Linked DNA regions of Homo sapiens: region 2 is linked to region 1. A link is a contact called in ENCODE Hi-C or POLR2A ChIA-PET data. All regions are on one chromosome and are shown on one strand. The core of a region is the stretch at or near the end of the contact, and the rest is flanking DNA. Distances in the headings are between cores, read along the strand shown. Region 1 holds the start of ADARB1 (adenosine deaminase RNA specific B1). Region 2 overlaps ITGB2 (integrin subunit beta 2).

What was found. A loop is a pair of places that touch in the nucleus more often than their neighbours do. ChIA-PET counts read pairs that join two places held with the same protein, here RNA polymerase II (POLR2A). Pooled maps may share reads with other maps.
Region 2: a pooled map shows a loop between it and region 1 (2.3-fold over the local background). The contact joins the enhancer-like site here to the promoter of ADARB1 in region 1. A Hi-C loop is called at or near these places in 4 of 168 maps with a recorded cell type or tissue (CD4-positive, alpha-beta T cell, naive thymus-derived CD4-positive, alpha-beta T cell and natural killer cell) and 10 of 50 pooled maps. POLR2A ChIA-PET finds 5 or more read pairs at or near these places in 7 of 52 experiments (CD4-positive, alpha-beta T cell, CD4-positive, alpha-beta memory T cell, GM12878 and 4 more).

Annotation. Positions count from the first base shown.
Region 1 is chr21:45,071,755-45,078,587 of GRCh38, reverse strand. It overlaps ADARB1 (adenosine deaminase RNA specific B1), which reads right to left and starts at 4,008. Exons shown (of 11, transcript NM_001112.4): 1 at 3,795-4,008. LOC105372836 (a long non-coding RNA gene) reads left to right here and starts at 4,847. Exons shown (of 5, transcript XR_937796.3): 1 at 4,847-5,115. It also overlaps the pseudogene SSR4P1. RefSeq lists silencers at 4,055-4,254, 4,275-4,364.
Region 2 is chr21:44,911,282-44,918,114 of GRCh38, reverse strand. The region is part of intron 1 of ITGB2 (integrin subunit beta 2); the gene reads left to right. Among named protein-coding and RNA genes, the nearest start is that of ITGB2, 6.2 kb to the left of the region's middle. RefSeq lists enhancers at 1-621, 3,874-4,374, 5,694-5,743 and a silencer at 3,708-3,757. Within about 2 kb of position 3,859, at least 12 of the 41 ENCODE cell types and tissues checked have a DNase peak (open chromatin) inside an H3K27ac peak, as active enhancers do; they include CD4-positive, alpha-beta T cell and natural killer cell, where a contact is called at or near this core.

The DNA of each region.
Region 1 (6,833 bases), core at 2,759-5,258:
AGGGACTTTCACCCGAGAGTTCCCTGTGCCTGAGAGGCTGCTGCTGCCGTGACCTCAGCCCAGCTCACTCCATCCTCACCACCTATTTGACCTTCTCTCACCTACCCTGCCTCATTTGCCCTTTGAAGCAGTTAGGACACCAAATGCTTGTTTACTGCTCTCCTCCTTCCCAAGAAAATGAACCGCTTGAGGGCAGGAACTCTCCTCATCAGGCTCATCCTGAATCTCCAATACCTAGAACAGTACCTGGGCCAGGATGCATGGGTGAATGCCTGTTGGATGAACAAGCAAATGAAATGGAACCAGGTTCCAAAATCACCAAACTAGAAGCAAGTAGAGCTTCCATTTCACTGTACTTCCAATAAAAATACAAGGTATCTCAGAGTTACTTTCATCCCCCTTCCTGTTCCATCACAAAGACGTTAAACCTAAAACCAAAGTCACTTTTCTTTGTGTACGCCTAGGACATCTTATAGGCATACAGGTGGAAAAGTGCAGCAAGCAGTACTAATCAAACTACCAAAAAAAAAAAATTGTGATAATTTGATATTAATGGCCCTAGCCCAACAGCTGTCAAGCTATGGATGAAGCAAAACTCTGCAAATGGAAGGTGCGGTAAGCCCTGCCACGAAGACCTCTGTGGGCTACTGCGCTGTCCCTGTCCACACCCCAGATAAAAAGCTGTCAACTTGGAAAGAAAAGTCACTCAAGGAATAAGGAAGGAATCTTAATGATTTCACTGGACAATTTTTAATTTTCCCATTTGCTTTTCCTACCTCACATATTATGAACATACAAAATAATATGGGTTTTTTTTTAACACCATTTCCATCACACCAAATTACAGATTTAGAAATTCCTATTTTAGAAAGTTGACACAGAAAACCACTGAGTTTTCTTTTTCTTTTCTTTTTTTTTTTTTAGACGGCGTCTCGCTCTGTTGCCCAGGCTGGAGTGCAATGGCACGGTCTCAGCTCATTGCAAGCTCCGCCTCCTGGGTTCACGCCATTTTCCTGCCTCAGCCTCCCAAGTAGCTGGGACTACAGGCGCCCACCACCATGCCCGGCTGATTTTTTATATTTTTTTAGTAGAGACGGGTTTTCACCGTGTTAGCAAGGATGGTCTCGATCTCCTGACCTCGTGATCTACCCGCCTCGGCCTCCCAAAGTGCTGGGATTACAGGCGTGAGCCACCGCGCCCGGCCACCATTGAGTTTTCTAATAAAATTGGACCTCTCTGAGCTTTTTGGTTTCAAACTAAGCTTGATAACTTTGCTAAACTTTTTTATAGGCTGGTAAATGTGTAACTTCATCTATTTCTTTCCAAAGTTAACTACCTCCTATTTGAATTATATTGTTTGATCACAGAGCTAATCACAGCATTCAAGGGAATAAAACCCAGTTCTTAAGTAAAACTTACAGCTAAGAAATTTTGATAATAACTAATTAGTAGGCTTTGCTTGTACCCACGTGTAAGAATATGCACTATAGCAAGGTTTGTCATATATTAAAACATATACAATACACACTTTGACTCCTGCTAGGACAATACACAATTGGGTGCAGCCTTTGAACCAAGTGCCCAGGGATGGAGTGGAATGAGGCTTTACCTTTCTGTAGGTACTGTGTGCTTGCTTATCTTTTTAAATCTATCAATACAAATGTACTGCTTTATGCCAGAAGCATTTTTGATCTCTACCTATCTTGTTAAGTACTGTATCTCCTAGGGCCTAAAACAGGGAAGGCCTAGCACATAACAGGCCACAGACAAGTATTTGTCAAATGGATTAAGTTTGTTTTATGCATTCACTGGACAAATAGAAGTTAAAAAAATTCTTATTCCAAAAATCTAAAAGAATTCAAATGTTTTACAATACATAAATTCACGAGGAAGTGAAATTAGCCTCTGAGCCAAGATGTTTTTTGTGGATGATGTTATCACTTCATAGCTAATCCTTCCCCCTTGGCCTCCCAGTAACAACTGCATGAGCACGTCACACCAGAGACACATGTGTCATCAATTTCTCAGAGCTGGATCGATTATTTTTAAGCCCCTGTCCCTGCAGGAGGGCCTCCTTTTTTCCTTTCCAACTACAGCTTCAAATGTGATGTAGATGTAGTGGGATATACCCAGTCTTAGGAACCCTCAGACATCTAACAGGGCATCACTCACAGACAATGCATTCCTTTCAGAGTCTGTGTGAGTTCATCCTCTCCACCACAGGCAAGATATAGGCACCCAGCTCAGCCTGTCTCATCAAATACTTACCGAGCCCCCGTTGTGGCTGTCCATGCATACTGGACCCTGTCCTCCGGAGGAACCGCGCAATGAGAGACAGTTAATTCTCTTATCCAAGAAGGAACTGTATCAGCCAAGCTTTTATCCTTTCTTCCTTCTCCCTTTCCCCTCTGGGAAACCCTCAGCAGGCAAAAAGGATACAGCAGTCTCAACCCCAAGGAAAAGATGGTCATCAAAAGACAATTAGCTTTTCTATCTCCTAGAAACAACTGCTCTTAAGACAACCTAGCGTTTTGGAAAATGCAGCTCTGGGTGGCACCTTTCGAAGCAATAAAACATACGGCAAAATTTAAGAGGAAACAAAGAGGATTAAATACATATTTGTATTCTCAATTAAAAAAACTACGGTTCTATCATCTTAATTATGGAGTTAAACGTTAAAGAAACAAGTTTGATATCATGCCACTTTTCGTTATACTTCGAGAACGGAATGCAATAATGGTTAGTAAGAAGGAAGTAAAATGCCTGTATCAGAAGTAACAGCCCAAACCTGCTGACCAAAAATATTAACTGGGAACTAAACACCACGGTGCAGATCTCCGACATAGAAACCTGGACAGGAACACGTTTTAGGTTAGGTTTTCCAGCGTGTAAATCGGGACTCCAACACGTTTCAGCGTCCACAGCCCAATCTGACACCTTCCCTCGCACCCATCCACCACGCAATAATTTTCCTTCTGATGTGAACACGTCAAAAGTCACCTCGGGCCCCCAACTGCCCCAGATTGCTCCCGATCGCTGCAGACGCCCGGCACCCGCAGGAACTTCCCTGGCCCGGGCCGCCCGCGGCGCAGAGCATCCCGCGCGGACACTGCGCCCTCGGAAGGACACGCAGGACCGTCCAGGGCGCAGACTCGTCCCCAACGCAGTCTCCACTCCCGTGGCACAGCGTCCCCTCCCAAGGCAGCCTCCCCTGCCCGGGCCCAGCCTCATCCCGGGCGCAGCCTGCCGTCCCCCGGCGCAGCGTCCCATGCCGGGCGGAGCGTCTCCCCAGGGACATAGCCTACCGTCCCCAGGCGCAGCCTTGTTGCCAACGCAGCCTCCCGTTCCCCGGCGCAACCTTGTACCCGGGGCAGCCTCTGGTCCCCGGGCGCAGCCTCGTCCCCAGCGCAGCCTCCGATCTCCAGGGCACACCGTCCCCTCCCCAAAACGCAGTCTCGGTCCCCAGGGCGCAGCCTCGTCCCGGCGCACCTGCCCTCCCCGCGGCGCAGCGCGGCGCATCCCACGCGGACTCGGCGCCCTCGGGAGGGGACGCGGGGCCGCCCGGGCGCAGCTTCCTCCGGGAGCCGAGCGCCGGAGCAGACGGGCGACCCAGGAGGGTGGGTGCGAGGCGGTGCCGCGGCACCCTCGCTTCTCCGCGGGCGCCCTCCGCTCCCGGGACGGCCCGCAGCTCCGGCCCCACCACCAGTCCCTGCCCGGCGCTTACATAAACGCCGCCACCGCGGGGTCCGGAGCCCGCGCCCGCCCGAGCCGCCGCGGCCCCGCGCCGCCCTCACCTCAGCCGCAGCCGCGCCGCGCCTGGTCCTCCGCACGCGCGCCCCACGCTTCGGCCGCAGTCTCGCGCCGGGCGGCGCTCTGCCTCGTTGGTTGTGCGCAGCGGCGCGGCGTGGCCGTGGCCTCGCGCGGCCCGGAGCCCCGGCCGCCAACCTGGCCGCTTGGCCGCCGCTGCCGCCGCCGCCGCCGCCGCCGCCACGGCCGCCTCAGCGCCTCAGCCCCGCCGCCGGCGGCTCCGCCCCCTCCCCGCCCCCGCCGGCCCGCCGGGCGCGCGCACGCCGAGGGGGCGGGGGCGGCGCAGCGACGCCGGACGTGCGCGCGCTGGGGCGCCCGTGTCTGTCGTGGGCAGCCGGAGCTGTGGCACCTCCCTCACGACCACCTGCGGCGGACGGGCGCGGGGCCGTTGGGGCTGGAGCGCGGCCGGAGCTGAGAGACCGCGGCTGGGCGGCTCCGGAGCGTGGGGCGAGAGCGCGGGACCGGCCTGGCGTCGCGGCGCCGCCCGCCCGAGCGCGGCTGAGGAGACTCTGCCCGCCTTCGTTTTGGGGACGGGGTCTCACTGTCGCCCAGACTGGAGCGCGGTGGACCTCCGAGCTCACGCGATCCTGCCGCCTCAGCCTCCCTGGTAGCTGGGACCGCAGGCGCCCGGCGATTGGCGTTTGCGTTTTGCGGAGGTGGCGTCTCGCGGTGCTGCCCAGGCTCCCGGGCCCCCGCGCTCCTCCCTGCAGCGGGCGCTGCCCCCGCCGAGCCCCCGCCGAGCCCCCGCCGAGCCCCCGCCGAGCCCCCGCCGAGCCCCCGCCGAGCCCCCGCCGAGCCACCCCTGCTTCTCCCTCTCCCGGAGTTGCCTGGGACACGCGGGTCCCGCCGGCCCCCTCTCCCCGCCCGTCATCCTCACTGTAGACTCCGGGAGAACCAGGTCGCGGCCCAGGACCCTGGCTGGACACGGTTCCCGCCGTCTCCTGTTTAGTCCGCACTGACACTAGCAGCTGCTCCAGTTACCAACGTTTAGGTGATGGTGGTTTTGTTTGATTTTTTTTGTTTGTTTGTTTGTTTTAGGTTGATAGTAAAAGCATTTTTTTATAGCATATGCAATAGACCTACTCTTCGATTTATCTATATTTACTGACTGTTCCACAGTTATACCAAGAAATGTTTACACAGATGATGATAAGCATATGTAGAAATGCAACGTTTTCACTGACCGGAATAACCAGCTCCAGGCTGCAGTTCTCTGCACGAAGATAAAGTTTGATAGGCAAACTTGGCAGCTCCTGACCGCGGCGACCTGAGCCCAGAGGAGCAGCCGGGGGCGGTGGGCAGAGCCAGGTGTGGACAAGCGGGTGGGTCCCGCACCTGGGTGGGGGAAGCGGCAGGTTCCAGGGTCAAATTGAGGTTGTACTAGCCCTGGCCTCCAAACCTCAGGCGGCCCACTCTGCCCTCGGCCTCTTTCCTCCCTTGTAAAGTGGGGAGTAAGAGACCATCGCAAGCCAGGGATGGGGTGGCGCACACTGTGATCTCAGCCAGTCTGGAGGCTGGGGCTGGGCGGTGGGGGGGTGCGGGTCGCTTGTGTCTCAGAGCTGGAGCTGTGGTGTGCGAGGCCGAGGTCCGCGCCTATAAATGGCCGCTGCGCTCTGGCCCGGGCAACACTGAGACTCCGACTCTGGAAAACAACAAAACTTAAAAGACGAACACAGATGGAAGTTTGGGAGCCTGGTATGCGGTAAGCACTCCGCAGGTGTCAGCCGCCAGCCCGCAGTCCCGGACAGGTCAGGGGAAGGCCCGCGGTATGCAGCAGGCTGCCGGCTTCAGTCACTGCCTGGTGGAAAACAAGCCTGTCTTTGGGGCCAGCCAGCTAACAAGTGAGCCCTTCACCCCATCTGAAGGCGAAGCACCCAAAGGGGCAACCGTGGACGGCTAAATAAAAATCAAGACTCCTGGGACGCCTTCTCGGGACACATTCTTAAAGAGATACGTGCCTGAGGACGTTGTGTGTATTTCTGTGTAACAGGCCACCCCAAACCTCAGAGGGCGAAAACCTCTCTTCACTGCTCATGACTCTGTGGGCCTGCAGCTTAAGCCGGTTCAGCTGGGACGGCTTGCCTCGGCTCCATGGGGTGTCTGCTGGGCCCACTTACAGGCAGGCGCCCCGGGCAGATCCGGGCCACATGTCACCCACCCACCGCAGGCTGGCCGGGCCTCCCTCCCGTGGTGGCTGGGCTCCGTCGGCAGCAAGAAAAAGCAAATCCCCATGGTGCTTCCCTCCATCTCCCCAGGAGGGTGAGATGGCCGGGGCCTGAGTGGACGTGAGGCACCGCACAGGGGACGGGCACGGCAAGCATGGTTCATCGGGGCTGTCACTGCAGAAGTCTTCCACAGGCCTTCGCTGAGGTGCGGGTTGGTGTGGGGAATACAAGGGAACTCCCCAGAATGGAGGCTGCTTGTGCAAGTTTCAACTTGTCCTTTTTCTCCCTCCAGAGCAGCAGAGAGCGGATGGCGCCCAAGGCCGGGACCCTCTGCTGCTCCCACAGGCCTCTCAGGCGGCTCTGCAGGACCAGCCAGCAGCCTCTGATGCTCCCTTCCTATTCCATGGCTTCAGGTGCCATCCTCTCCACAGAGACGGTTTCTATTGTGACGCTCTCCCTGACTTGGAAGAATGGCACTGGGAACATTCCCCTTGGTGCTGATGTCGGGGAGGAAAGCAGTTTCCAGTCGCCTGGGGCCAGGACATGGCGTTCCCAGCTGTTGTAGAGCATGAAGCACCAGGATGCCCATTCGGGTGCCTGCTGAGATCAGGCTCTTTGAGAAGGAATCCTGTGGTCGCCTGAGGAAGTCCAAAAAAATTTCGAGGACATCTCAGCCATCCATCCCCTGTTCACTGTGGAGGTTGAACACCGGGGCTCCTGGAGGGGGGCCCTGGGTCTCCACAGAAGTGCTGGCAGCCACCATCCACTTCCTGGCCTTCCGTGCCCGCTCCACCTCTGTTCTGTTGTTTACTGTCTCCTTTGTGGGAATTATGGAATAAACAATCACTCTGGTGTCCTGGA
Region 2 (6,833 bases), core at 2,610-5,109, 160 kb after region 1:
GGCGCCTAGCAATTATGGAGCTGTGGGTGATACCCACCCCAAGCCGGACCTGGTGCCAGCAATTATCCCTCCCATTCTGCTTGGCACAAACTGGCACTGACACGGGGCATTGATTAGGTGGTTGCATTTGTCGATTCCGAGCCCATGTGTGTGGAGCCCAGGCCCTGAGCAAGCACAGAGGGCCCTGGTGCTGTCCTGAGCTGAGGCCCCTGCCCACCCCGGGCTGCGTGTTCTCTCCGGCCATTCAGGGTCTGAGAGTGCAGAAGAGTTAGCCCCAGGGGAACACCTTCCTGCCCAGCTGATTTGTAAACAGCCTCGCTGGGGACACATGTTGGTGTTGGGAGTGGTGGAGGTTTCTGTGTGTGATGGAAACTTGGGGTAGGTGTTGGGGAAAAGAGGTGCTGAGAGTCTCAGCAGAGGGCAGAGTCCAGGAGTCCTGGAGTGCAGCTCTCAGCCCCTGCGCCGTGCCTAGAGGAGAGGCTGGCAAGCCCCTGTCCCATGGATGGGTGAATGGGTGAGTGACAGTGGCAACAAGCCCATGCCAGCAGGGAGGTCCCACTGCCATGAAGCAGCGTCCTCATCAACGTCACAGTGGGAACAAGAAAGCCAGTAGCTTTGGAATCCGAAGGAGCAATTTCAGCATAATTCGTCGGCCACCATGAAATTCCATTTTTAAAATGTCCTTTATTCATTTATCACAAAAAGGGTGGAAAATACAAACAGGAATAATGAAAATTGAAAATACTCATAGTGCCACCACCCAGAGAAATGCAGAATATTTTGGAACTGTGTCTCTCTTTTTTTCCCCATAAATTCACTTTTACCACGAAGCCAAGCTGCCCTGAGCAGCTGTTTGCATGTTTTCGTTGCTGTGTGGGACTCCATAGCGCAGGCACCGAAACCGCCAAAGCATCTTACACGTTGACGGCTACACAGGGAATCAAGATATTTTGGCTGAAATCCCTGGTTCTTTCCTGGGGTGACTCATATGTTTCTTAGCCAGTTTTCTTCCTTCTTTTGTGAATTACCTGCTCAGGGTGCCACACCCTTGAAACATCCTTGAATGGAGTATTTACCTTTTTGTTATTAATTTCTAAGATCTCTTTAGAGATGAAGATTACCATTTACCTTTTGCACTAGAGAGATAATAGCTATTTCCTCTATGCAATTTGTTAGTACAACATGTGCCATTTTTAGAGTCTGTCTTCTTGCTATTTTCCCCCTTAGCTTTTTTTTTTTTTTTCTTTTGAGACAGTTTCACTCTTGTTGCCCAGGCTGGAGTGCAGAGGTGAGATCTCAGCTCACTGCACCCTCTGCCTCCCGGGCTCAAGTGATTCTCCTGCCTCAGCCTCGCGAGTAGCTGGGATTACAGGCGCCCGCCACCAAGCCCAGCTAATTTATGTATTTTTAGTAGAGATGGGGTTTCACTATGTTGCTCAGGCTGGTCTCAAACTCCTGACCTCAGGTGATCCGCCTGCCTCAGCCTCCCAAAGTGCTGGGATTACAGGCATGAGCCACCATGCCCGGCCTCCCCTTAGCTTTTATGCTGAGGTTTCCTTACTCTTAGATACCTATTCTTCTATTTCCTTTATTGTTTTATTCCCTAAAACTGAAGTCCTACACATTTGTGGCCATTCTTTTATGTCCACAGCAAGAGTGTCCGGGGCCTCGGCCTCACGTCGCCACCCAGGAACAGACAGTCTCCTTCATGTTAGATGGAGGAGTGGTGTCCCCTTGTCTAAAATGCTGTAAATATCATTTGATTTCCCTTTGACTTCAGGTATTTAGCAGAGTACTTTAGCATTCCTTATTAATATGTGTGTGTCGGGGGGGTGGGGTGTCTCATTTTATTTCATTTGGCCAGAAATTGTGGCCTTTAAAATTTGTGCTATCAGGCCGGGCGCAGTGGCTCACGCCTGTAATCCCAGCACTTTGGGAGGCCGAGGCAGGCGGATCACGAGGTCAGGAGTTCGAGACCAGCCTGGCCAATATGGTGAAACTCCATCTCTACTAAAAATACAAAAATTAGCTGGGCCTAGTGGTGTGCACCTATAGTCCCAGCTACTCAGGAGGCTGAGGCAGAAGAATTTCTTGAACATGGGAGGCGGAGGTTGCAGTGAGCCGAGATCTAGCCATTGCACTCCAGCCTGGATGACAGAGTGAGACTCCATCTCAAAAAAACAAACAAACAAACAAAACTGTGCTATCAAACTTCACAGATAGTCAAACCAACAGTAGGAACACGTCTCCCTGACCCTTGGGAAAATACGCTTTTGCAGGGTCGCAGGTTCAGAGGCGACATGGGCTGGGTTTTCCTGCATCCTCTCTGCTCCGACTTGTTCCTATTTGATCTGACCTGTTTTTGTCCCTGGATTTCCTGGAGCCTCTGTGATCCAAGGACAGTGTTCCAGTCCCCACCTGACGGCACTTCTCTCCAGTTCTTTATCACATTCCTACAAAGCAGAAATGAGTCCATCTTGATGCTCTGGCTTTTGGCTTAAAAGGTGGATGCCTAGTTTATAATCATCCCTTGAGCCTTCAGTTCCCAGCGCAGGGGTTGGCTCCCATGTCCTCTTCCTTCCAACCTTGTCCCCTGGCGGCATCGTCCATCACTTCCCGCGCACCTCCGAGTCACTTTGATGCGAGTGCCTCTCCTCTAGGACAGCGCAAGGTGGGTTTCAGCACAGGCAGGAGGAAGCTCTGATGCAAAGTTCCAATGGGTCTGCGGGGCCTCTGGTTCCTCAAGCAGTCTCGTCTTAGGGTTTTACGGGGTTGCAAAAAGGAAGCCTGAGACTGGGCACGGTGGCTCACGCCTGTAATCCCAGCACTTTGGGAGGCCGAGGTGGGCGGATCATGAGGTCAGGAGATCGAGACCATCCTGATCAACACGATGAAACCTCGTCTCTACTAAAAACACAAAAAAATTAGCTGGGCGTGGTCGTGGGAGCCTGTAGTCCCAGCTACTCAGGAAGCTGAGGCAGGAGAATGGCATGAACCTGGGAGGCGGAGCTTGCAGTGAGCTGAGATCGCGCCACTGCACTCCAGGCCGGTGACAGCGCAACTCCGTCTCAAAAAAATAAAAAGGAAGCCTGACCCCGCTGGATTCCTCTCCCAGCATAGGCTCTGCCCTCTCTCTGCTGTCTTGCTTAAAGTTTCCTTTCTTTTTCTTTTCTTTTTTTTTTGAGACAGGGCCTCGTTCTGTCAACTAGGCTGGAGTTCAGCAGTGCCATTAGGGTTCACTGCAGTCTCTCCCTCCTGGGCGCGAGTGATCCTCCTGCCTCAGCCTCCTGAGTAACTGGGACTAGAGATGCATGCCACCATGTCTGGCTAATTTATTTTCTATTTTTATTTTTTGTAGAGGTAGGAGTCTCACTGTGTTGCCCAGGCTGCTCTCAAACTCCTGGCCTCAAGTGATTCTCCTGCCTTGGCCTCTCAAAACACTGGGATTGCAGGCGTCAGCCACCAGGCTGGCCTCTTCCTTTCCTGTGTTTGCTCCTGTTCTCCTGTCCTCGACTTCTGTGAAAGGGTGTGTGTGATTTGGCCCGGATCTGCTGCAGGTCTCTTCTGACGCCGCTTTCGTGTCTCAGAGCCTGAATGTTCAGAGCTTTGCTCACCGTGAAGTGTGGTTCTTGTTAGCTGTGTCCATTTGGTGCCCGGGAGGGAAGGGCGCCCGGCCCCTGAGGGGTTCTCCGGGGAAGGATGACCTCGTCCCCCTGGTCCTGCCCCCTCAGCCCCCTGCTTCCCCTGTGCAGGGGACTTGGTGACAGGTACCACTTCCTGCAGCTGGGCTGGGGTTGCACCAGCACTTCCTTCTCGGGCAGGGTTGAGGTCAAGGGCGACTCTGATGCAAGGTTCTGAGAGGCCTGTGGGGCTGTGGATTCCTAAGCAGCCTCAGCTTTGGGTTTTGCACCTTAGGTCTTGGTAAGGGGACCCGCCCGCCCTTAGATGGGGGATGTCCAGAGCTGGAGGATGAGGAGGGCACCCGCCCCTGGTGTGGGGCAGCAGGGAGGGCCTTGGAGAATGAGGAGGGCACCTGCCCCCAGTGTGGGGCAGCAGGGAGGGCCTCAGGGTGATCAGGCTCCAGGCCAGAGCTCTGGGGCCAGCTCAGGGGCTGGGGTGGGGGGTGTCTGTGCTCTTCCTCCCCTCCTGCCCTGCAGCTCTGCCGGCTTAGCCTCAGGGCACCAGAGGTGACAGTGGCCAGGCACCTGTTTGCCCGAATGCTGCCCTACATCTGTGCCTTACCCATTCCCATCCCCCAGGGAGCTGGCACAGGCCCTTCGACCACCTCCAGGCACATGGAGGAAACTGAGGCAGATAGGCCTGATGGGGTCTTGGTCTCTCAGGCCTCAGGTGAGGCCCTGGACCTCCGTGGGCCATCCTGGCTGCTGGGCAGAGGGGCTGCCCTGCCCTGTTCTCCCACAGAAGGGAGGCTGGCTGCCAGGCTCAGTGCACTGCCTTACCTCCTGGAGCGGACCTTCATCCCCAGCTGTTTGTCTGGGCTCAGCCACTGGCATTGGGGGGTGGGGCAGGGCCTGGCTTCTCTTGTGCCCCCAGCTCCAAGCCCCCCAGGGCTGCTCATGGAGGAGCAACAGTGGGGAGAAGGTGGCTCCCCACCAGCCCCCTTCCTGTGGTCAAGGTTGGGGTGCCGTGGTCTCTGAGCCAATCCTGCTGGAATCAAGGTGCACCCCCTCTCCCTGTGGGCAGGTGGGAGTGCCCGGGGTAACTGGGCACCAGGTCCATATCTTGCTGCTGCTGGGGCCCTCAGTTTCCCCATTTGAGGGTATGAAGTGTTTGCATGCCACTGGTCACGACTGTGTTAGGGGCGGAGACCTCATGTCTGCGGCCCCAGGGAGAGCGTGGAGCTGGGGTGTGAGTCCTTACCAGCCTGGCTGGGGCTGCCAGGGGAGGTCTGCACCCCCTCCCCACTTGGCGCAGCTGCGACCTGGGGGAGTCCTGAAGCCGGCTGGACCCTGCACCCTGGGGGAGTCCTGAAGCCGGCTGGACCCTGCACCCTGGGGGAGTCCTGAAGCCGGCTGGACCCTGCACCCTGGGGGAGTCCTGAAGCCGGCTGGACCCTGCACCCTGGGGGAGTCCTGAAGCCGGCTGGACCCTGCACCCTGGGGGAGTCCTGAAGCCGGCTGGACCCTGCACCCTGGGGGAGTCCTGAAGCCGGCTGGACCCTGCACCCTGGGGGAGTCCTGAAGCCGGCTGGACCCTGCACCCTGGGGGAGTCCTGAAGCCGGCTGGACCCTGCACCCTGGGGGAGTCCTGAAGCCGGCTGGACCCTGCACCCTGGGGGAGTCCTGAAGCTGGCTGGACCCTGCACCCTGGGGTAGCTCCAGCACGCACAGGGCCTCCGATCAGCTGAGGGGCTGGTGGGCACTCGTGGCACCGAGGTCAGTCCAGGCGCAGGACTTTGAGGGGGCCCAGATGGAGAGCTGGAACTGGCCTCGGCCTGAACCACAACCCCCAACGATCAGAGATATGGGGGCTTTCAGACACAGGGTGGGCCCAATGTGAACCAAAACCACCTCCTCCAGGAAGTTACAGCAGGGTGCAGGTTCTGTTTTTGACCCCAGGACGGGAAGGATCAAGGGTTCCCTTTTGACATTTTTGTATTCTGATTATAATTTTGCTGGGAACCAGGGAATGAGGTCACTGCCAAAACAACAGGACCTTGGGGCTTGTTGGGGCGTCTAAGCTGTGGGATCCTCAGATGGGCCCCTGGTGGGTGTTCCGTTGGCCTCAGAGCCCCCAGCACAGGTGCAGGGCTTTCGGGGGATGGAGGGGAGCCAGGGCCTGTGGCTGAGGGCACCCGAGCCTCCCGGGCCACAGCACAGCACCCAGCGCTGTCTTCAAAGCCGGCAGGCCCTAGTTTGGGGCTCTGCTGGCTTGGGTCTGCCCACTGAACCTTGGGTGGCCCTGCCAGCACCACCCGAGGGAAGGGTGTGGGGCAGGAACGCCCCAGCAGCCTGGGAGGCCGTGACAGGAACTGGCATTTGCTGGAGGAGGTGTGTTGATCTTTGCTTCTGACAACAGCCCCAGGGTAACGGAAATGTCTTCCTGCCCACCATGACAGGAAGGCTCCTGGGTACCCCTTCTCAGTACCTCTCCACCTTCTTGGTGCCAGATAAAAGGGTCCCAGCCAGCTATAATGTTCTCAGGTCCTGGGAGGTCAGACCCAGGGGCCCACCCCACCTAGGAAGCCCTAAGACCCCCCAAGGAGCCGACCTAGGCCTGGTTTGGGCACCTCCCGGATGGAGGGAAGGGAACCCAGGGGTGGAACGGCCCTGCTGCCCGCTAGGAGGTGCTGCCGGCCTCCAGCACCAGGCTGAGGCCTGCTTCCGTCATTTTGCCTCTGGGGCCGAGGGCCTGTGAGTGACCACTGAGCCGCCCCTGGCTGTGGATGCGTGGGTTAAGGACGGGGTGGGTGTGTATCTGGAAACAAAAGGGCAGGACCCCGGCAACTGGTGGCTTGGGCAAGTCAGGTGACTTTTTTTCCCACCTGGCAGGGACTGCAGGGCTCCTGGGCAGGCCTAGCACACAGCTTGGCACCCGCGGGCATCAAGCCAGCTTTCTCTTCCTGGCACACAGCCTGGCACCCGCGGGCATCCAGCCAGCTTTCTCTTCCTGGCTATGTTTCTGCCACAGAGAGACAGGGCCAAGCCCAGCTCTCCTCCAAGCACAGGCTCTGCTCACGGAGGACCTGGGGCACACTGGGGCAGAGTGCACACACCGGGTGTGTGGGGTTCTGGTGTTTGTGTGCGTGTACATTTGCACGTGTGTATGGTGTGTGCGTGTGGTGTGTGTGTCTGTGTGGTGTGTATGTGTGT